3 separate regions of the Homo sapiens genome follow, and regions 1 and 3 are each linked to region 2. Evidence: read pairs that join two places in POLR2A ChIA-PET (ENCODE). Cell type or tissue: OCI-LY7. All regions are shown on one strand.

Region 1 (8,000 bases), 83 kb after region 2:
ATCATGAAGAGGAGGTCCAGAAGGAATGTTAAAAGTCATTTACCTCTGCCTATACCCTCCAGTCCAACTCACTTTAACTCCCTCCCAGAGGTGAATGTGTAGACCAGTGGCTCCCAGACAAGAACCACCCTCCTCTAGGTGGCGGGGCTCAGTTACTAAAACAGGTTCAAGAATCCACGAGAGCAGCAAATATTGGCTAGGGCTGATTAAACAGTCTGTCTTATACAAACACAAAATACTTTTTAACTATACTTAGATATTGACTATAAAGTGTTACTGGTTTCCTAGCAGTTTTTCTTCCTCAGTGGTTTCTCAAGAAACAGACACTAACTAAAAAGCAACACCACACTCAAGGTTGGAGGCATGGGACAAATGATATGTGAATTTCTTTAAAGTTAATTTTTTATAGAAGAGTAAGATCCATCCATGTAAACATTTAGGGTATTAAAATATTAGAAATCACTGTCTTATACATTTTTATCAACAATCCAGAAAACATTTGCACATTCTCCATATTTAGTTTATTCCAAGGCTTAATTTTTCATGGGAGAAGGACTTCAAAACGTCCATCTAGAAGCTGGAGGCCATAGTAAGTGAATTAATGAAGGAACAGAAAATCAAATGCTGCATGTTATCACTTACAAGTGAGAGCGAAACATGGAGTACACATGGCACAAAGAAGGGAACAACAGACACCAGGGCCTACTTGAGGGTGGAGGGTGGGTGGAGGGTGAGAACTGAAAAACTGCCTATCAAGTGTTATGTTGATTATCTGGGTAACAAAATTATCTCTACACCAACCCCGCCCCCAACACACAGTTTACCCATGTAACAAACCTGCACATGTACTCTTTGAACCTAAAATAGAAGTTGGAAAGTAATAAAAAAAAAGTCTATCTAGGCCGGGCGTGGTGGCTCACGCCTATAATCCCAGCACTTTGGGAGGCCGAGGCCGGCAGATCATGACATCAGGAGATCGAGACCATTCTGGCTAACACAATGAAACCCCATCTCTACTAAAAATACAAATTAGCCGGGCATGGTGGAGGGCACCTGTAGTCCCAGCTACTCGGGAGGCTGAGGCAGGAGAATGGCTTGAACCTGGCAGGCGGAGCTTGCAGTGAGTCGAGATGGTGCCACTGCACTCCAGCCTGGATGACAGAGTGAGACTCTGTCTCAAAAAAAAAAAAAAAAAACAGTCTATCTAAATCCTTCCTGCCACAGTTTTACCTGGTCCTAATTTATTATTCCTCATTTCTGAAACTGCAGGATGATTACCAAAGCTCCTCATGTAGCCAATGACTATTAACTTAGCCTCTATTCCAAGCTCCTCTTCTTGAAGCTAAAAAACTCAAATCTGGCAGTTATATCTCAACATTTACATTGCTATTCTCTAAAACAGTACTGTCCAATGGAACCTTCTGAAGTGATGAAAATATTCTGTTTCTGTGTTGTCCAATAGGATAGCAACTAGCCACGTGTGAATACTGAGCACTTAAATTATGGCCAGTGAGACTGAGGAATTGAATTTTGAATTTAAATTTAATTTAATAAATTAAATTTAAAATAAATTTAACTTTAATTAATTTACATTCAAATTTAAATATAAACATATGGCTAGTGGCTACCATATTGGACAATGTAGCTCTGGACATTATCCTTTTCCTAACCATCTTATTTAATTATAGTATCCCCCAAATGCAGAAAATAGCTCAATAAGAACATAATTGATTTCATACACTGTATTATTTAATTTTACTCATAGCACCATGGTGCCAATGAGGCCAATGACTAAATTTAATTGCTGTGGGGACATATTAGCTTTACAAAAAAAGATAACTAAAATATAAACATAACCTAGTCTAATATAACAAGGCCTATATAAAAGAATGCAGCTCATAAAAAAATTGTATATGTTCTTGGAAAACAGTATATCCAAAGACCTCAGAAGTTCACCTTTCTAGGCAAAGACCTGCTTATTCCATGAATTGTATCTTAAATTATCTTAATTTGGTAACCCTCAGTATGTGATGTTTGATTCTTAGCTCCTTTTTTCTTATATACTTAAACAAAAACAGCAAATAATTTATTTGCTTGATACTGAGATTCTTTTTCCTGCTTCAAGATAATTTGTCTTAATGGGTCCCCACAGAGTTGCCCAAAGACTGACCACTGTGGAGTTTCATTCAAATAATAAATATTCTTATATTGACACTGAAGCATTACAAATCGTGTTGTCAACTAAGTATGAACCCACTTAACAGTAATCTAATTTAAACCATGTTTTTCCAGAAATGCAGAACAAATCTGTCTGTGAATTTGTATTAATAGAATTTATATCCAGCACTGTTCCAGGTGCTGAAAGATGACTATAAGATGATATAAGACCCAATCCCCAATCTAAAGTAACTTATACATTTTGCACAAATAATCAGGAAGATGAGGCGGTCTCTCTTGTTTATCTCTTTTTCATTGTCTAATTACTCTATATTCCCTCAATTTATATTGATGCATCTTGTGGAATCTCTAAGTTCGTGAACCAAGTTTAATTGTGTGGTAATTAATACCTGATCTTCTTAGTACTTCTAGTTTACTGAAATTCTATTGGTAAAGCCTGCTATGATATATCTGTAAATTATTTCCAGCCTCACCTGAGGGCATTATTATTACTCAATATTAAATAAGCTTGTAGTTGATTTTGTACCGTTTTCCTTAACATAAAAGTTATTGTATTGAATAATAATCATAAAATATCTTTTAGATACAAATTTTCTAGACTAACAATAACTAACTTTAAATAGTTCACAAGATCTCACTTGACTTCAAATTATCCCAAGTGCTCTCACTGTCAATTTGCACATTACAAAACTACAGCTTAGAGGTAAAGATAGCTGACTAGACACAGCCAGGAAATGCCTCTCCCACTGAGAGAAACCAAAATGTTGAGTAAACCATCATACTTCAAACAGATCTTTTGAGACAAAATGCTGAAAGTCAATAGGAAGGTGATGTAGACAGTGAGATCCAAGAGGGAGGAAGCTAGGAAGCCTGCATGACATCACCAAGCACCAGGACCAACCAGCTCTTGGTCCTTCATAGGTACTAAGGAAGGGGAGAGTAAAAGAGCTCCAGGACACAACACTCCTGCCACAGACCTCTGGGGTCCTAGCTACAAGAGATCCTACGACCTGAAAAGACATTTGAATTGGCACAGGGAACTGCTGGAGAATAGGCAGAGGCAGAGCTTGAACCTCCATGGAGCCCAGAAGGTTTAACATGCAGGGCAGCTGCGGCAAAATGCGATTATATGTGCCTATCCCCAAGGCTCTCCATTTTACTTTGAGTAACTCTATCCCCTGCTGATTGCTGGGCCAGGAGAAACCAGGGCTGCCTTTACACAGGTCTGGAGCGCATCTGATCTGTGTGCCCCCTTGTCAGCTGGCCCCTCCCAAGGCCCTGCCTGGCCACTCCTACAAGAGGGTGCACACAGCACAGCTTCCACTAAGCCAAGTGTTTTGCCAGTGGCCTGGGAGCAATTCAGTGCCTCCAGCACAGGTGGTACTCAACCCCAAGGGGCCAGAGGGCAAAGTCAAAGGTCGGTTCGAATCCCCCAGGGTTCAAGCACACTGCCCATGGGTATCCAGCTGAGATGTGTGACTTCAGCCTGAGCAGGTAAGGAGCCCCCACTCTCAGAAAACTGAGAAGAGTGAGGTGTGGGTTTGTGTGCCAGCACAAAAGTTTGGTGTCCCTCCCTCCACAAGAAGGGTGCAGGAAGGGTATAGCCTGTTGGGCAGTGTAGCTGCTACCTGAGGGAGCCCTCTGGCCTTGACCAGCCCAGAGATCTGGGCCAAGAAGTTTTGGGACAAAACTAGCTGGTCAGGCCTACTCCTGGGACAGACACTAGAAAGAGTCCCAGCTCGGGGAGCCTGAGCTAGGTGGTCCCTATAACTGTATTCTGGGCAAAAACCCCAAGCTGTAGGTGCCACACCAGCTGCACACCCTTGGCCCCACCATCCTGCCCACCCTGTGGGCATCACCAGACCACCCACAGACATACCCCACAACCTCCTCTGACTCTGCCAAGCTCAGATGACCAGAGAGTCCCTGGGGAGCTGCAAGTCTTCTGGTGGCCTAACCTTCAGCTCAGGCCTCCCTTAAGGGAGGGGAGAGTGCAGTCAACGAGGGGGCCCTTTGGGTTCAGGAAATGCAGGCATAGAACCAGTGATTGGAGGCAGCTTCTCCAAGGCCTGGGAACAAACTTGGTAAAGGGGTAATCCCTGCTCTCCCCATTTCCCACTCACCAGAGCATTGCTGTGAATGCACTGAAATACAAAGGACACAGGGTTAAAAGCCTATCTGCCAGCTCTTACTCTTAAGGGACATCTACTGGATCACAGCCTGAATTACACCACCAACAAAAATAAATTCCTACAGCATGCATCGACTGTGAAACCCAGTGCAGGAAACTAGCCACAACTAAAGAACCTGTACAGAGCCTTAACCCTCTGAAAGCACCCAGAAATGGAGCCAGTCAACTATACACAATATACACCACAGTCAAATCCTCAAGGGAACAAATGATAGAAAAACAAAAAGCCCCTTCCAAATGACAGCAACTTCAAAAAGATAAAGAAATGCCAGCCCCCTAAGATGAGAAGAAACCAGCACAAGGACTCTAGCAACTCAAAAAGTCAAAATGTTTCCTTACCTCCAAAGATTACATTAGCTCCCCAGCACTGGATCCTAACCAGACTGAAATGTCTGAAATGGCAGACATTGACTTTTAGAATCTGGATGACAAGGAAACTCAATAAGATTCAAGAGAAAGTTAAAACCCAATCCAAAAAAGTAAGTAAAATGATTCAAGGGTTAAAACACAACATGGCCATATTAAGGAAGAAACAAACTGAATTTCTAGAATTAAAAATTCACCACAGAAATTTCAAAATACAGTTGTAAACCTTGACAACCGACTAGACCAAGCTGAGGAAAAAATTACAGAGCTCAAAGACTGATGCTTCAGATCAACCCGGTCAGCCAAAATAAAGAAAAAATAATTTTTTAAATGAACAAAACCTCTGAGAAATATGAGATTATGTAAAGAAACTAAACCTACAACTCATTGGTATTCCTGAGAGAGGAGACAGAATAAGCAACCTGGAAAACATATTTGAGGATGTAGTCCATAAAACTTTCCTGAATCTTGCTAGAGAGGTAAGCATGCAAATTCAAGAAATTCAGAGAACCCCTGTGAGGTTAATTACTGTGCAAAATGACCATCCCCAAGACATATAGTCATCAACATTCCAAAGTTGACACAAAAGAAAAAAATCTTAGTAGCTAGAGGAAAGGGTCAGATCAATTACAAAGAGAACTCCATCAGGCTAACCGTAGACTTCTCAGCAGAAACCTCACAAACAGGTTGAGATCGGGGCCTATTTTTAGCATCCTTAAAGAAAAGAAATTCCAACCAAGAATTTCATATCCTGCCAAATTAAGCTTCATAAGCAAAGGAGAAATCAAATCCTTTCCAAACAAGCAAACAGTGAAAGAATCTATTACCACTGAAAGAATCCATTACCACTAGACCAGTCATACAAGAAATTCTTCGAGGGAATTCTAAACATGAAAACAGAATTATACCTGTTACCACAAAAGCACACATAAGTACATAGCCCAAAGTCTGTAAAAGCAACTACACAAGACTATAAAGCAACCAGCTAACAACATCACAACAGCATCAAAACCTCATATATCAATATTAACCTTGAATGTAAACACTCTAAACACTCCATTTTAAAAGCACAGAGTGGGCTGGGTGCAGTGGCTCATGCCTATCATCCCAGCACTTTGGGAGGCCAAGGCAGGTGGATCATGAGGTCAGGAGTTCAAGATTCAAGACCAGTCTGGTCAAGATGGTGAAACCCCGTCTCTACTAAAAATACAAAAAATTAGCTGGGCACAGTGGCAGGCACCTGTAATCCCAGCTACTTGGGATCCTGAGGCAGGAGAATCACTTGAACTCAGAGGGCAGAAGTTGCAGTGAGCCAAGATCGCACCACTGCACTCCAGCCTGGGTGACAGAGTGAGACAACATCAAAAAACAAAAACAAAAACAAAAAGCGCAGAGTGGCAAGGTGGATAACAAAATAATACCCAACCATCTGCTAACTTCAAGAGAACCATCTCACATGTAACAAAACTATAGGCTCAAAGTAAAGGAATGGAGAAAGAGCTATCACACAAATGGAACACAAAAAGAAGCAGGGGTTGCTATTCTTATATTACATAAAACAGACTTTAAACCAGCAACAGTAAAAAAAGGTCAAAGAAAGGCATTACATAACAATAAAGGGTTCAATTAAATGAGAAGACTTAACTATTTTAAATATACATGCCCCCATCATTGAAGCACCAGATTCATAAAACAAGTACTTCTAGACCTATAAAAAGAAATAACCACACAACAACAGTGGGGGACTTCAACATCTCATTGATAACATCAGACAGACCATCAAGGCAGAAAATTAACAAAGACTTCCGGACTTAAATTCAAAACTTGACCAATTGGACCCAACAGATATCTACAGAATACTCCAACAAACAACCACAGAATATACATTCTTCTCATCTGTACATATAACATACTCTAAGATTGACCAGATGCTCAGCCATAAAGCAAGTATCAATAAATTCAAAAAAACTGAAATCATACCAAGCATACTCTTGGACCACAGTGGAATAAAAATAGAAATCAATATCAAGAAGATCTCAAAACTACACAATCATATGGAAATAAAACAACTTGTTTCTGAATGACGTTTGGGTAAACAACAAAATTAAGGCAGAAATCAAAAAGTTCTTTTAAATAAAAATGGAAACAGACACAACATACCAAATCTCTGGGATACAGCAAAACCATGTTAATGTGTCCAGAGTTGGTTCCTTCCAGTGGGTCCTTGGTCTCGCTGACTTCAAGAATGAAACCACGGACCTTTGCAGTGAGTATTACAGCTCTTAAAGGTGGCATGGACCCAAAGAGTGAGCAGCAGCAAGATTTATTGTGAAGAGGAAAAGAACAAAGCTTCCACAGCATGGGAGGGGACCTGAGCGGGTTGCCGCTGCTGGCTGGGGTGGCCAGCTTTTATTCCCTTATTTGTCCCTGTCCATGTCCTGCTGATTGGTCCATTTTACAGAGTGCTGATTGGTGCGTTCACAATCCTTTGGCTAGACACAGAGCGCTGCTTGGTGCGTTTTTACAGAGTGCTGATTGGTGCATTTACAATCCTTTAGCTAGACATGGAGTGCTGACTGGTGCATTTACAATCCTTTAGCTAGACACAGAGCACTGACTGGTGCACTTACAATGCTTTAGCCAGACAGTAAAGTTCTCCAAGTCCCCACTCGACCCAGGAAGTCCAGCTGGCTTCACCTCTCATTAAGAGGAGTTAATAGTGCTAAATGCCTACATCAAGAAAGAAAGATCTCAAATTAACTATCTAACATCACACTTAGAAGAACTAGAAAAACAAGAACAAACTAACTCCAAAGCTAACAGAAGAAAAGAAAGAACTAAAATCAGAGCAGAACTGCATAAAATTGAGACCCTAATATCCATAAAAAGGATGAACAAAACTAAACGTTAGTTCTGTGAAAGGATAAGCAATAGCAACAGCATGCTAGCTAGATTAACAAAGAAAAAAAGAGAACTAAATAAGCACAATCAGAAACAATAAAGGTGACATCACAACCAATCCCACAGAAATACAGATCCCCAGAGACTATTATGAACACTTCTATGCATACAAACTGGAAAATGTAGAAGAAATGCATACATTCCTAGAAACACACAATCTCCCCAGATTGAATCAGGAAGAAATTGAAACCCTGAACAGACCAATATTAAGTTCCTAAATTGAATCAGTAATAAAAAACCAACCAACCAAAAAACCTTGGACAAGATGGATTCAGAGCCGAATTCTACCAGACATACAAAGAAG
Region 2 (8,000 bases):
ATGGAGGGGCGTGTGCCCTTGCTTCTAACTCTAAAATCATATTTTTCTGATTATTTAAATTATATTTTATCATTTCTTATCTATAACTGGTATTCTAGAGTATTATTTCTTAAGTTATAATTTGTGGAATGCTGTATATAGCAGGTTTTAGTAGGTTTTCTTCATAAAATAGCATTCCATGGTAAAAATAAGTTCAGGAAACATTGGGATAACTGTGGTTTAACATGTTTATTTCTGGCAGGACTTCTCCTTACTACTATGCTAATGAACTTTATGAATCTCCAAATGGAGAACTCTTCACAGTACATAGTGCTTCCAAATTTTATCAAGCACTTTTATTTTAAAATGCTGCCATAACTGATTAAAGATAGTGAATACATAATAAGTGCTTATCTTTTCCTTCCTGAAAGTTATTTAAATTATTGTAAAAGAAAAAAATGAGGTTAAACCCTCAACAGTAAACAAAATTGATGGGCCAATAGTGAATAAGATTTCTCAACAAAGTTGTGGAATAATCAAAGAGGTTCCAGGCATAGGGAAAGAGGATAGGAGAAGCTACATGCTGGATAATGTGTGAAGAGGGATCCAGTGGAGAATACTGTCCATTGATCCAAAAGAACCAGAAAGAGGCTTGGGACTCAGCAATATACATGCTATGTGGTCAGGGAGGGGTAAGTGAGCACGGCAGTGAGATATAGAGTTGAAATAGAAGATTAATTGGAAGTCTGTATATGAAATTGTCAACAGCTCCATCCTGCCCATTCCCACAATACAGAATAAATTTGAGTTCAACATCAAAAAGTTGTAGGCCTTCTCTAAAGATATCAGATGACAGCAGAAGAGACCTCCACATTCAGTCATAAGGAGGATTCCCAATTCACCAGTCTTCTGCCAGACCATTCACTCCAAAGAGAATATAGATATTCTCGCCAATGTATTCAAATCTGCTGATAATCTTTTACCATCTCACTCTTAAATATGAACTGATAATCATGGATACGTAGACATATAAGGAAAGCTCTTACAGAGAAAGAGAAAAAGAAGAAGCAGAAACAGACAACTTAGAAATTAAAGATAGTTCAGGGATTTTATAAGAAGTTGAATTTGCATCCTTGGAGAGATTTGAAAAACCACATTAGGAAAAGATGATTAATAGTTTACGAAAAAGACACAGTCATGAAAGAAGAAAGAAAGAATGCTTTAAAATAAAGAATATAACTGCTAAAGAATAGTAAAAATAAATCACTAAGGATGTAGATCAAAAAGACTAAAAAAAGGAGAAAATATAAACGAATTAGAGTTTGTAGTCCAAGAGTCTAAAATTTAAATGGTAGGAGTCACAGAATAAGAGTACAGAGAAAATGAGTGAGAACATCAGTAAGCACTCAGTCAAAATACGTTCCCAGAATTTAAGGACTCAACTCTTCAGTCAAGCCCAGCACAACAAAAGATATCCATTTCATCGCATCACCATGAAATTTCCAAACATTAAAAATAAGAGAAAAGCTTTAAAGGTTCCAGAGAGAAAATACAACCTACAAGGGAATGAAAATCAGGCTGCCATCAGACTTCTCATCTAAAACAACATATGGTGCAATAACTTTCTATTTCCAAGGAAGAATTATTTTAAGACTAAAATCTACCACCAGCCAAATTATCATGCAACGAGATGATAGTAAAGTAATCATCTCACAGGTTTGAGAAAACCTATCTCTTGGACAATACTTTGCTTTCCTGGAAATTTCAGACCCCTTACTCTCAGATTCCAAAACGCAAGGTTTTCAGAATTCTTATTTTTTTTTTAATTTGGAGAAAGTTATTGAAGTGAATCTAATGTTTCCATTTGTGTTGCATATTTTATTCCCTCAGTATAATGTTCTATTCACTCTTCAATGTGCCCATCAATCCATTTATCCACCAATACACAGTGACTGTGTGCTATATGCTAGGCATTGCACTAGTTGCTGTGAGGTACAGATAATTAAGGCATAGTGCCTGCCTCAAGAGAACTTGCTGTCTGATGAGAGTGAAAGACATAGAAACACGTAATTACAGTCTCCTTGAGATAAGTGCCGTGAGAGATCAGATGGAGTGACACACAGTACAGTGGGAGTATCAGTTCTATTACCTAAAAATCTTCTAATATTCTCCTTTATCTTAATTTCCTTAATTTACAGTCATTTACTCATTTTAAGTTGTTACATCCCAGGTACTTATAGCACTCTTTCTTCTTTTATTTCCGTGATCAAGTCTAGTGCTTCCCAAAAATAGTATTTGGAGTGCAGGGACATACTACTACTATTTTACTTTACAATAAATTCATTATGCTGAATCAATAAATGCTGAGTTCAACACCTTTTAAAATCAGAAGCCCATTGGTATTATCATAATAAAATTGCTTCTAAGAGACTTATGAGAAATACAGCATCTAAATTTTTGACCTTGTGCTATGCTTCCCTTCAAATAATCATGTGTGCAAAACATGGTTTAAAACATACTTTAAACTAAAATATAGTTTTAAGAGACAAATGTATATGATAGTTTCAAGACTGGCAACTAGTGCTGATAATTTATTTTTTTGCTAAACTAATTATGCCTATTTTTACTACTGTCATTCTGGCTATCAGATATCTTTCTGTTAGATATCAAATTCCCAGAGAGCCATGTTCTACCCAGAGGTGTTTCTTTGCTCTGTTTCTGAATCGGAAAGGAAAACAAAGAGCAGTAAAATTATTTTCAAGAGATTAATCATAATGTCAAGAACAAAGCTGAGATTTGATTATTGACTTAGAATTCTGTCCACTAGATTATACCCTTACTAATTATCTATTTTTCTTCACTGTGAATCTGTCAGGCTGAGGTCACACAGTAACTGGGAAACTTGCTACTCCCTGCTATCTTTTAGCCTTGAATTAGGCCTGTCCAACCCTTGGGACTTTCATAAGGGAAATAAATATTTTGTGAGGGCAAGAAGGGCAGCTTTTAGAAATAAATTCTATTCTTTTCCTTATTATTTATAGCTCTGAATGATATTTAATTTAAAGCTTAGAAACAATACTTTTGAAATCAGATCCAAAAGCACAATTTCACATACAATAAAGTGATTTCAAATAAAATGGCAGAGCTTAAACTTAATTTAACCATTCACAGCCATGGAATAGGATCATCCAGTAGCCTGGTGTACCATGGGTTGGGATAAGAGAAGGCACTGGTATTGGGGGTCTAGACGCAATGTGGTACATTTGAAAGGGAATGCTGGAATGCAGTCGATATGTTGCACTTTGAATTTTTACACAAAATTAAGGCTATTGTAATGATTTTATTTGTATTAAGCAAAAAACAAAAACAAACAAAAAAAACCCACAAAGATAAAATGTAAGTTTTCTAAAATAATTTAAACATCAAAGAGCAGTATTTCTCAAAGTCTAATGCTGGAGCTCTGGTCTATTGTATCAGAATTACTTGTGTGCTTTGTTAAAAGTACAGATTCTTGGGCCTCCTGTCTAGTAATTAGAATACCTGAGAAAAAAGGTCTAAAAACCTGCATTTCAATAAGTATTCCTAATGAATTTTTTTGTACACTGAAGTTTAAGAATCACAGAAAAAATAAAAGCTGAAGGATAGAAATTGACAAGCAAGGAAAGAAATTGACAGGCAACTGAATAAAAATAACACATACTCAAAAAATCTCCTGACAGGCCAACAGCCTATATGCAATTAGGTGATCGTAAACATCCATTAAGAGGGAACCTAATGGCCATAGAAACAAAAGTAAGCAAATAGACCATTAGGGATGATGAGGGAGATGAAGAGTTAAATGGGTGAAGCTCACAGTGGCAAGCAGGGGGTAGAATGAATGAACACTATAGAACCTCCTACGAAAAAAGGTGGATTGAGATGTCTGAGGATATTTCTGTAAGCCACTGTACAGTTGGATTTCTTGGCAGTAAAAATATTTCTGAGATGTCAACATCGTCTCAAAACCTCAGGTCCCTAACCACCGAAAGCCACCACTACCCAAGGAAGTGGCCTGAATAATTAAAACAAAAATCTCCCTCTCATCTTCAAAACAACAGGTGTGGCCCTAGCACTATTTTCTGGCTCAAATGGACATCAAGACAGCAAGGCAAGCATTCTACGGTCCTCTCTGCTATTTTCTGCTGAATCTGGTTAACACCTTTTCTCTGTGGGTGCAAAGCTTAAAGAGCTTATAGTCAAATTAGTACAGCAACTAAAAAAATAGGGCAGCCTGTACAAATGCATATTTTATAAGACTTTCTACATTCAAGTCTACAGAAGAATGAAAAGGGAAAGTAGATTTTTAAATTGTGTTGTGGTGGAAAAAGGGGTTATTTAAAATTTTCAATTAGACAGTACGAAGATAAAAACAAACGTGAGCTCTGAAAAGTTTCAGGGGGACAGGTAAAATCTCTAAGCATTTACGATTTATTAAAATATACTTATTATGGCAGTTGCCCCTTATCCAAGGAGGATATGTTCCAAGATACCTAGTGGATGCCTGAAATGGCAGATAGTACTGAATCCTTTTTATAATATGTTATTTCCTATACATACATACCTATGATAAAGTTTAATATAAATAAGGCACTGTCCAAGATTAACAACAATAACTAATAATAAAGTAGAACAATTATAACAACATGCCAGCACCACTACTCTTGCACTTTGAAGCCATTATGGAGAAAAATAAAGGTGACTTAAACACAAGCACTGTGATACCATGACAGCCACTTTGATAACAGAGATGGCTACTAAGCGCATAATAGGCAGGGAGGGTCTTCAGCACAGACACACCGGACAGAGGGGTGATTCACATCCTAGGCGGGATGGAGCAGGATGGAAGGAGATTTCATCACACTACTCAGAACAGCATGCAATTTAAAACTTAGGAATTATTTATTTCTGAAATTTTCCATTTAATATTTTCAGACTACAGTGGACTGCTGGTAACTGAAACCAGAGGAAGCAAAACCATGAATAAGGGGGGGGGAAGACTGTATTCCTAGTTGGTTTATAAACAATGTCCCAAGTTTGCTTCAATAATGAAATGCAACCCTCTTGGAGATCTTCAAAAGGCCAGGGATCAGAGTCTCCATTCTAGGCTCACAGTAAGCATTACTAATCAGTAATAACTTCTTCACACTAAGCACAATGGCACCTCCAAAACTTGCTCAACAGACACATGAAACAGACACATGAAATAACAACTTTTGCAAGTCTGGCTAGAATGTTGTCACTTTTCCAGCTTTTCTTTCAACAGAGCCCATATTTCTATATAAACTGGACAAAAGCTTTGAAACTTGAGTACTGGGTCCCATGAATCAAAGACTCCAACTTTCCTTTAACACCTGTCAGGATGCTACAGTTCTGCTGCCCTGACAGGTGCTCCTGACTCTGCTGTGAGTACTTACAGAAAAGCTGACTTCCTTCCCTCTCTACCATGATGCTTCCTTCTGCAGAGAGCACTCACTTCCCTCAAGTTTGGCAAACAGCTCACACCTACTTAATTTATGTAGCCTCCAATATTTTCCCCTGTGTCTGCAGATAATACAACACAGTCCTTGTGTTTCTATAGTCAAGATCATTTTATTTTGTTTCAGGGCATGGAAGAGACTTCCTTTTCCTTCTGAAGGTACTTAAATAAGATTTCTTTGTAATATTCCACAAGTTAGATTTGAGTATCTAGAAACTATTATATCATATGAGCCTGTGCGCTCCAAGAGTCTTTATCCCCAAAATATGAGGCAATGAAGCAATTCCACCATACTTTCAATCACTAGAGGAAAACTCTGCACAACTGTAAAAATTTCAGCTTTCAGCTGGGTTCCAGGTGAGGTTAGAGTCTAACTTCAGGACAACCTGTAGCAATCAACAACATGAACATCTGAGAACTGCAAATACCTAGTATACAACCAGGTGAAACATGAGGAAAAGTGCACGGATCGGGTGTAGGCTGTGAAGCCATATAACAAATTGTAGACAGTAGTTTATTATGGGTATCCATGCAGGCTTTCGGAAGACATTAGATATCAGGAGACAGTATCCATACTCCAACAATCATTACTGCAAGAGGAATGTTACAGATCTTTTGATATTTAGAATACGTGAGATTTTGAAATATGAATTAATCTGCTAAAAGTTACACAGAGAAGCAAGCTCCAGTTTCCAGGCTCTTAGGCCAGTTCTTTCTCCGCTAGCCAACAGTCCCAACAATCCACCAGTTTGTTGTTGTTGTTGTTTGTTTGTTTTAGAGACAGAGTCTCGCTCTGTCGCCCAAGCTGAAGCACAGAGGCACAATCACAGGTCCCTGCAGCCTTGAGCTCCTGGGCTCAAGTGATCCTCCTGCTTCAGCATCTCAAGTAGCTGGGTCTACAGGTGCACACCACTGTGCCAGGTTAATTTTTTTTTTCTTTTTTTTTTGTAGAGACAAGGTCTCACTGTTTTGACTAGGTTAATCCATCAGTTCTTAGCTAAGAATGGCTCATATTTGTTCAGTGTTCTAGAGGTATTTTTGTTTTTAAAAACAGTTATTTCCAAATGAATCTTCCTTTCTCCCTTCTATTGCCTCCAAATCCTGGGCTCCCTCTACATTAATATTATGTTTAATTATAGTAATATTTTATTAAAGTGTCCATGTTTGATTCTGAAGAACAAATTAGTCATTTAATGAATAAAAATAAATAGCATTTATTATTTAGATTTTAATGACAATTTAGAGGTAATAAAGCAGAAAAGTTTGGAATCCATAAATTATACTGACTAAGCCAGTGATACCTCCTTTTTGGCGTCTCCCTATATGGTTGCAAAACACTGATTTCTAAGAAGTTTTGTAAATAGCTCTCAAAGGAAGAATTGGTGCCGCATATATTTTTCTTTGGTATTTCAGAACATCATACCCAACCCTCTGTAATCCTATGTGAATGTGACCGTATTTTACTCATTATTTGCTTTCCTCAATCTCTTTTTTTGTTCTTACTGACAGTGGGAAGTTGCCTCTGGAATATGCATAGTTTGTCCTATTTTATTTCTTCCTGAAAATACATATCCACTACTATAATTTTTAAAACAATAGCAGACTTTTAATCTCAGCCCAGAGATGTAAAAAGGTAAGAAGAGCATCACTGTCAACATTTCAATGAAAAAAATAGAGAAACAGCAAATTCATGATTTTTCTTGAATCTATTAGCATACTAATGTCACAGTGGAACCAACCGGCCCAGAATCCAGGGAGAAAGAGGTACACACAGGGAGACACAAGAAATGAACAGTAACGTACCTGGGTAAGATACAGTCAAACACCAGTAACAAGAGTTCAGGTAGAGAGAGAGGCAAATTCCTAGAGGCCAATAGTAAACTGATGGGAGGGTGAAGCTCGAAGTGGCAGCAAATACAGGGGACTTTTTTCCCTTACAAGTCCAACTGAACATTCACAGAAGCAATCGGGAGTCCTGAAAAAGTCTTCCTTCTGGTGCAGAACTGAGGAAGGAGAACAGCAATCACTGGAGGAAGGGTAAGAAATTTACCCAGACCCTTCTCTCCCATCTTACCTATGGGGAGTGGGGGGAGGAAAGCTTTAATCTGTGGGGAGAAGAGCAAAAATGCCATCACACTTAGGACATTTGTTAAAGCCCACTGCGGCTGGGGAGAAGAGAACAAGAAATAAACCTGGACCCCTAAGGGAAGAGCAGGAATACGTGCAGAGTTCAGAATATCACTGGGGGTAGGGTAGGATAACTGATAAGGCCACACTCCCAAGATACAGGGACACAGTGACTGCCTAAGACTGAGATCTGAACAAAACAACAGAGAACCCCCTGCCCCCTCAGTCCCCACTACCTGGCTAAACAGCACTGAGTCACAAGCAGCATGCAAGAGACAGACCTCTCTGAGGCACAGAACAAAGGGAAGACTTGAGGCTGAGGATAGAGCAATCATTGAGAATAAACTTCCTCTCTCAAACCAACTCCTATCCTATACAC
Region 3 (8,000 bases), 92 kb after region 2:
TTTAGCCACTGTGGAAAGAAGTTTGGAGATTTCTCAAAGAACTTAAAACAGAACTACCATTCAACCCAGAAATCTCATTCCAAAAGAAAAGAAATCATTCTACCAAAAAGACACCTGCACTTGTATGTTCCTAACAGCACTATTCACAATAGCAAACACATGGAATCAATGTAGGCATCCATCAACAGTGGACTGGATGATGGAAATGGGGTACATATACACCATGTAATACTACACAACCATAAAAAAGAATGAAATCATGTCCTTTGCAGCAACATGGATGCAGCTGGAGGCCATTATCCTATGTAAATTAATGCAGAAACAGAAAACCAAATACTGCATGTTCTCACTTATAAGTGAGAGCTAACAAGGTGAAACCGTGTCTGTACTAAAAATACAAAAATTAGCCAGGCGTGGTGGCAGGAGCCTGTAGTCCCAGCTATTCGGGAGGCTGAGGCAGGAGAATGGCCGGAACCTAGGAGGTGGAGCTTGCAGTGAGCCAAGATCACACCACTGCACTCCAGCCCGGGCAACGGAGCAAGACCCCATCTCAAAATAAATAAATAAATAAAAATAAAAATAAGTGAGAGCTAAACACTGGGTACTCATGGACATAAAGATGGGAACAATAGATACTGGGGACTACTGGAGAAGGGGAGGGAGGCAGAGGGGGTAAGTGTTGAAAGATTAACTATTGGGTACTATGCTAACTACCTGGATGACTGCATCATCTGTATCCCAAACCAGCATCATGCAATATACCCATGTAACAAACCTGCACATGTAGTCCCTGAATCTAGAATAAAAGTTGAAAACCATTGTATATAAATAAAAAAGATGTAAAGTGACTCTCCCAAGAGATTACATGTAAATTATGATCTAGAACAATGCTTCCCATATTGTGTCTAGTGGATCTCAGTTTACCATAAAATAGGTGACCATGAATACGGTATACTCTTCTTATAATTGCTAAAAGCACATTACCATATTTAAAGCTCTGAAAAGTCCTGGACTTAAAAAAAATTGTTTAAGTTTCTTAAGCCAACATTCTCCAAACTTATTTAGCTGCAGAATTTTTTATTTTTTAAAATACCATTTATTGTTCTGCCAAATACCCTTTTAAAAATATTAAGCTAGGAATATGTCCTTAAAATATCAAAGATGATAGAAAAATTAGATGACTGAATAAATATTCTCAACTCCAACACACTTGGAGTGGAAGTCTACATGTAATCCCACTTTCTAAATGCCCTTTCTAAATAGCCTCAGCTATTGTATTTGTGTTGTGCCTGTGGTAGAGGAAGAATGCTAAAATGTTGTTCCACTAATGCTTAACAAGAACTATTACAAGTATGAATTTGTTTCTAAATATGAAGGCCAAGAATCTATAATGCAATTACAATTATGTAAGTAGCATCTACCATCTTGAATACTGATCTGACAGATCCTCTCCACAAGACCACATTCTCAAAGCTCCAGGCATTCTTTGAGCCTAGAAGCTGAGCCTCCCAGGTGTTCCTAGAGGGTCTCTCGGATGGAAAGCCTTTGCTTCAAGCAGAACCAGTTGACACCTACACCTACTCACTTCCTCCAGGCATTCAGGCCTGGCACCTTCCTTGCCATGATTAACTTCCCAGATCAGTCCTGTTAATGTCATTCCTGTTTATGTTCATAAAAATAGCAAACTCAGACTACCTAAAGTCCTTGGATGATCTCAAGACATGCCACTTCCTAAGTCAGCCCTCTGCCAGGCACAGTGGCTCATATCTGTAATCTCAACACTTTGGGAGGCAGAGGTGGGATAAATCACTTCAGGCCAGGAGTTTGAGACCAGCCTGGGCAACATAGTGAGTTTTTTGTCTCTACAAATAACTAAAAAATTAGCCAGGTATGGAGGTGCATGCCTGTAGTCCCAGCTACTCAGGAGGCTGAGGCAGGAGGATCTGATGAACTATGATCTATGTGCTATGATTGCACCACTGCACTCCAGCCTGGGCAACAGAGCAAGACCCTGTCTTTAAAACAAATAAACAAAAAAATCCTAAGTCAGCAATCTGGAAAAAAAGTGGCAAAGGAGCCACCAAATGACACATCCTTTCAAGAAAGGCTGTTGAAGCAAAGCAAGGCACAGGACAGTGAGGGTAGTGTAGAAGCTGGCACAGAATGCTTATACTTAAGGACAGGCATAACTTAAAGGGAGTGACTATAGCCTCCAGTAAGAGAAGCACTCCAGCCTGGCTCTTCCCTGCTTCATCCCAATTTCAGCTTTTATCACTTCATGAGAACTGTACCATGGTAGAAGTAAGACCTTTGAATATGCCAGTAATACTTCATCAGATCTGTCCTCTGCAGTCAGCTAGCAACTTCCTATATGTCACTTTCAGTTTGTGGCCCCTGTACCTTAGCTTAGTTGGCCCTGCATTTGCCTCTACTGCCCTCTCTTCCTGACAGACCTATCTTGTCCTGGGCCTCAGTTTCTCAGCTTTTAGAAACTTTAATCATTCTTTGAGGCCTGGCTCAGTCACAGTCAGAATTAGTCTTTCCCTCCTCTGTTTCCCTCCCCTGTCTCCATGAGCTCCATTCTTCTGTAGAGAGCAAAATTAAGGGCTGGGCCAGTTGGGTGGTAGCCCAGAGTAACAATCTATAAGAGGGGGCTTTCACTGAAATAAAATGGTACCATGGTACCCACAAGCAGTTCCATAAATAGCTGAAAATATATACATATAAATTGACCTTAAAAATATGAAAAATCAGCTGGGCGTGGTGGCACACATCTGTAATCCCAGTTACTCAGGAGGTTGAGGCAGGAGAATCACTTGAACCTGGGAGGCAGAGGTTGCAGTGAGCCAAGATCATGCCACTGCACTCCAGCCTGGGTGACAGAGCAAGACCCTGTCTCAAAAAAAAAAAAAAAAAATTGATCTTCCTCATCAAAGCTGAGGGTACACTTGAATAGAATATTAAAAATTCAGGCTGGTAATAATCTCTCCCCTGCTAAATAAATGCAGAATAAATATTTTTTAAATATTGTTTTTTAAGGATATCAAATTATCTTTCCCAGCATCTCTACCTGGTATGATCTGGGCCTGTTTTTGTTACAATCTAACTACAATACAGTTCGTTGCATATCTGCCTTTATCACTTTTATATTTGTATTCCCCAGAAGTTAGCACAGTGCCTTGCATATGGTAGGTGTTCAATTAAACTATGTTAGATAAATTAATTGGTAGTCTTCCTTACACCCAACTATAGGCTATAGTTTAACAGAAATTGGGAAAGAAAGCTGAAAATTATCGCAGTTACACCAAGCTGTTTAATTACCTTAACTCCTCCAGGAAATCTGAAAAAGTAAACAAGCAAATTGAGAGAGATAAACCAGTTCCCTTTGTAAGGATAAATTGTGCCTGCCTAAGAGACACTGCTATGTGAAAGAAGGAAGGAGAGAGATGTTATTCAGCAGAGTTGATGAAAAGCACAGCTTTTCTCTTCCTCCTAAGTTGAACATTGACTAAATGGTCTCATTATTTGTTTTATAATTTTCTAAACCATTACACACAATCACACCCAATGCCAAATACAAATAATTTCATTAATCCAGTTTTGAGATTTTCCACCAGACTCTTTACCTCCGTTAATGCAGAGTAACTGAAAGTGAATAGCCAACATGGTAAATTAGACTAGAAGTAAATTCACCCGTTTGGTTCTTTCCTCCGACTTTCCTATGCTGTTTTCTGTTGACATCTCACCATCACCATAAGCATACACATACAAACACATACATGCACACGTGTGCATAGGTACCCCAAGTAAAATTATTATATGAAATAAATCACCTTCATTACACAGAAAATTACGTCCCATTTCTTAGGTTTCTTATGACATATTCTTTGGATTCAATCAGACTACCAGACCTAAATTCTATACAAGCTCCATGATTTAATATCAATCTAACCTTTGGCAAGTCACATAACTTCTTCTTTGAGTCCCAGCTTTTCTTCTGGAAAATGTTGCTGATGATGTTCATCTTTCAGGCTTTCTGGAGTGTTAACTTGGATGACATAAAAATACCTAGTGCAGTTGCAAACACACAATGAGCACTCAGTTAAAGTGCCCCCTTTCTTACTATCTAAATTTTCTCCTAAAAAGTTGGGTCACATGGTCAATGAATTTCTTTTTTTTTATTTTTATTTATTTTTTTTTTTTGAGATGTAGTCTCACTCTGTCGCCCAGGCTGGAGTGCAGTGGCGCCATCTCAGCTCACTGCAAGCTCCGCCTCCCAGGTTCACGCCATTCTCCTGCCTCAGCTTCCCAAGTAGCTGGGACTACAGGCGCCCACTACTACGCCCAGCTAATTTTTTTGTATTTTTAGTCGAGACGGGGTTTCACCATGTTAGCCAGGATGGTCTCGATCTCCTGACTTTGTGATCCGCCTGCCTCGGCCTCCCAAAGTGCTGGGATTACAGGCGTGAGCCACTGTGCCCAGCCGGTCAATGAATTTCTAAAATAACCAACTATAAGTGTGAAATTGTTTGTATGTACTTAACCCCACGCCCATAGCATTCCCAAGGTTCCTGCTAGCCTACACTGGGACTCCGTGAAAATTAGACCTCCTATCCCCCAACCTTCTACCCTCACCAGTGTCCCACTGAACGCAGCCCTGCAGGCCTACAACTTGTGGAATGGGGCAGGGCCTGAAAGCCTGAGTGTTGCTGCACTCTGAATCAGCATCTTGCCAAACCTTTGTCTTCACCTTATTTCCAATGAACATAAGGGTAGTTCTTCCAATCCAATTTCCCAGGAAAGTTGAGGCAAAATCTCCCGAGGATTCCAGAACTTGGAATTGGTTTACAGCACAGGATGGATGATTTGTGCTGCCACACTCAGTCAGGACCCAGAATATAAATAGCACCAACTGCAAATGAGAAATTTCCCTTCCACCCAGTTCTACTGATGCATATATAATGAGGTGACACTGGGCCTTGCATTTAGGTTTCCTGAGTCACAATTTCCTCATCTACGAAATTGAGTTAATACCTGCCCTATTCCTTACCCTCACCAAACATTATGAGGTCCAAGTAAGTTGGTATGTGCAAACTTTAAATCAAGCCAATATGAGACAATTTATTATCAATTTCTGCCCCCCTAAATTCATCAGAATCACAGTAACAAACCAGCTGCTTAACAAACGTAAAAGAAGCAAGCAAACAAAACACTGTGACTATTATCAAAAGATTTAAGTGTTAACACCCAACCGAGGCATCACCTTTTCTGTAAGCCCATCCCTGATTCTCCATGCCATGTCACCCTCTCCTCAGATGAAATGAACTTGTTCCTCCTGATGTTGCCTCTGCATTTATAGCTACTTCTTTGTTGCACATACCTCAAAGAATTATAGTTAGTTGTTTGCTTGTCTGTCACCCCTGCCAGACTGTGAGCTCATTGAGGGCTGGAGCCATATCTGTAACCTAACCCTGACCTGGCTCACTGCCTGGCACATAAGTCCTACTGTAGGTATCTTCAGAGGTGAAAGGAATGAGGAGCATTCTGACCCGCATTCTTTTCTCAACTCTGCACCTCACTAAGGTCATGAGTGAGCTTGGACAAACTCCTTTTCTTCCATGAAATGAGGACATCAGACTAAATCAAGTTTACAAACTCCTGCTCCACAGGCCCAATCTAGTCCTTCAGACATGGTTTTTGGCCTACATAGTTGATGGAGTTAAAAAGAAACCTCAATTAACTATGAACATTTAGAGAGCAGAAAATTTCATGTAAAACTTGAATTTTTAGCTTCTGTTTAAAAATGAGATTTCATAGCACTGGTTGCAACTCTCTATAGCAACAATGGATGGAGCTGGCTGGTACATCCCCCTCTGAGACAGGCTAGGAGCCACCCAGTCCACCACAGTTCTCTTGATCCAGTCACTCATTTCTATTACCTGCCTCTGTCCTTACATGCATTTCATTAGAGTTTCTAAATGCAATCTAGCTGTAATAACATCACTCTAGGTCTTTAGGAATCTTCTCCTAAACAGATAAACACACATATATTTTTTACCATGCAGACAGGAGGCTCTGAAGCCACCACTCCTATCGCACTACTCACTATCCTCACCCTGGGCTAAAGCCCCTTGCAATTAATGAAAGAAAGGAAAATACATCAAATAGAGGAAAAAACAGGAAGAAGGAGGAGGAGAGGGAGGCTTTAGCTACAAATAGTGCTACTAGAGGTATTATGATATCATGTGTGGAAAATTAGAGAGTTATACAGTGCCAGATTTTCCATACAGCAAAGCAATCATTTTGTCTATGATCCTGGAATCACACATAACAGAGGATGTGAAAAACTGGAGGTTAATCATCAGAAATTATTATGGCTTTGGGTGTCACTCCTACTGGTGTTCTCTCCCTCCTGCTCCCCATGGCTCCCTTGCAAAGAGCTGCAACTAGCAATTTGAAATTTATACACCTTCACGGGAGAGATGCCCCATCTGCAGCATATCCATAACCTCCCAAGGCAAAGCTGCCATTACTTACAGTATAATCAGTAGCACAGCAGGTGCAGAGAGGAGGAGAGAGCTAGGTACATATTACTAAGAAGCCTGATGAGTCCAACATACTGCTCTTCTCTAACAAGTATTGCCCCAGGAAATTTAAAATAGCACATATCGATGTGCATGGCATACATCTGCTAAACCCATGTGGTGTTTGATTGGACAGATCAACACCAACCTAGCCTGCATTTTCTCTCCAGCTTCCTTCATGCTCTGGCTAGATCAGTTTGAGCACAGAGCCCAGCATAAACTCTGTCTTTAGAACGTTTGGCTGGTTTCTTACAAAACTACCCACATCCCTAAATTCCCAGGTTTTCCCCTTTCCCAAAAGCTTCAAGTAGATAACTGAAAGAGAAAATTATATTCTTTTCCCATGCCATCATCTTTTTAGACTAGTATTCTTGTCTCGTACCATGGTCTTTTAGTCTTGAGACTAGTCCCTCAGCTAATGAAGAGCAGAAAAGTCTTATTTTATAAATATTTTTTATTAGCATTTATGCTTCAGAAGTAGAGAATTCTAGTAAGAAAAGTCAATAACAGGCCAGGCACAGTGGCTCACACCTGTAATCCCAGTTAGTCGGGAGGTTGAGGCAGGAGAGTCGCTTGAACCTGGGAGGCAGAGGTTGCAGTGAGCCGAGATCGTGCCACTGCACTCCAGCCTGGGCAACAGAGTGAGACCCTGACACACACACACACACACACACACACACTCAATAACTAGCACAATTAAATTGCAAACTGTTCCACTCTCTCCCGAAATATTCAAAGCAATCTATCTAGGTGCAGCTTTCAGTCAGTTTCTCCATCTCATGAACATTGTTCTCAAAGGTGATAGGTCTGGAGAGAGACGATAATTACAGCAAACCCATTAGCTACATCTCAAAAAGACAGAGTACACTCAAAGTGTACACACTACTGACAATTTATCCACACTTTTTTCTTCTATGTGAAGGATAACACAGGCCCTCATCCACAGCGTTGGAGAGAAGCACAGGTTTGGAATTCAAGAGTTTTTAATTCTAGTCCTGGCTTCATTAGCTAGAATTGTGACCATCAGCAAACTCCGTAACTTCTGTGGATTTTTCTTCAACTTCAAAATAAAACAGATGAAATAACTTCTAAAGCGGTGCTTCTAAAATTTTAAGATGCAAATGAATCACCTGAAGATCTTGTTAAAATACAAAGATTTAGAATGGACTTGACAACCTGCATTCCTAATGAACTCTCAGGTGATCCTGATAACTGTCGGCCCCATGGACCATACTCTGACAGCAAGGTGCTGGAGCACTGGTCATAAACTTGGCTGTGCAGTAGCATCACGTGAGTAGTTTAAAAATACCAACACTCACGCATGCGCCTCTGTGCGTTTTCCGCATGTTGGTTCCATGAGCCTGGCCTTAGGTGTCTCGTGTCTGGGGGTGATCCCAGCTGTCGCTGCCGCCGCAA

The links. ChIA-PET counts read pairs that join two places held together with the same protein. Peaks named below come from ENCODE experiments on the same cell type or tissue, not always from the same donor. Only the 100,000 strongest peaks of a DNase experiment are listed, where the experiment ranks them.
Region 1: POLR2A ChIA-PET joins it to region 2 with 11 read pairs; 1 of 35 experiments calls an interaction of 5 or more read pairs at or near these places.
Region 3: POLR2A ChIA-PET joins it to region 2 with 7 read pairs; 1 of 35 experiments calls an interaction of 5 or more read pairs at or near these places.

Annotation. Positions count from the first base shown.
Region 1 is chr9:82,098,071-82,106,070 of GRCh38, reverse strand. The region is part of intron 1 of LOC105376107 (a long non-coding RNA gene); the gene reads right to left. Among named protein-coding and RNA genes, the nearest start is that of SPATA31D1, 110 kb to the right of the region's middle. In OCI-LY7, CTCF peaks have their summits at 147 (motif pointing right), 4,192 and 4,400; DNase peaks (open chromatin) are centred at 135, 4,110 and 4,380; H3K4me3 peaks cover 495 bases; H3K27ac peaks cover 1,225 bases.
Region 2 is chr9:82,180,814-82,188,813 of GRCh38, reverse strand. All of the region lies in intron 1 of LOC105376107 (a long non-coding RNA gene), which reads right to left. Among named protein-coding and RNA genes, the nearest start is that of SPATA31D1, 200 kb to the right of the region's middle. In OCI-LY7, no CTCF peak of the experiment used is centred here; DNase peaks (open chromatin) are centred at 4,043 and 5,423; H3K4me3 peaks cover 2,018 bases; H3K27ac peaks cover 3,834 bases.
Region 3 is chr9:82,088,768-82,096,767 of GRCh38, reverse strand. All of the region lies in intron 1 of LOC105376107 (a long non-coding RNA gene), which reads right to left. It also overlaps the pseudogene DDX10P2. Among named protein-coding and RNA genes, the nearest start is that of SPATA31D1, 100 kb to the right of the region's middle. In OCI-LY7, no CTCF peak of the experiment used is centred here; DNase peaks (open chromatin) are centred at 2,367 and 4,947; H3K4me3 peaks cover 1,068 bases; H3K27ac peaks cover 1,106 bases.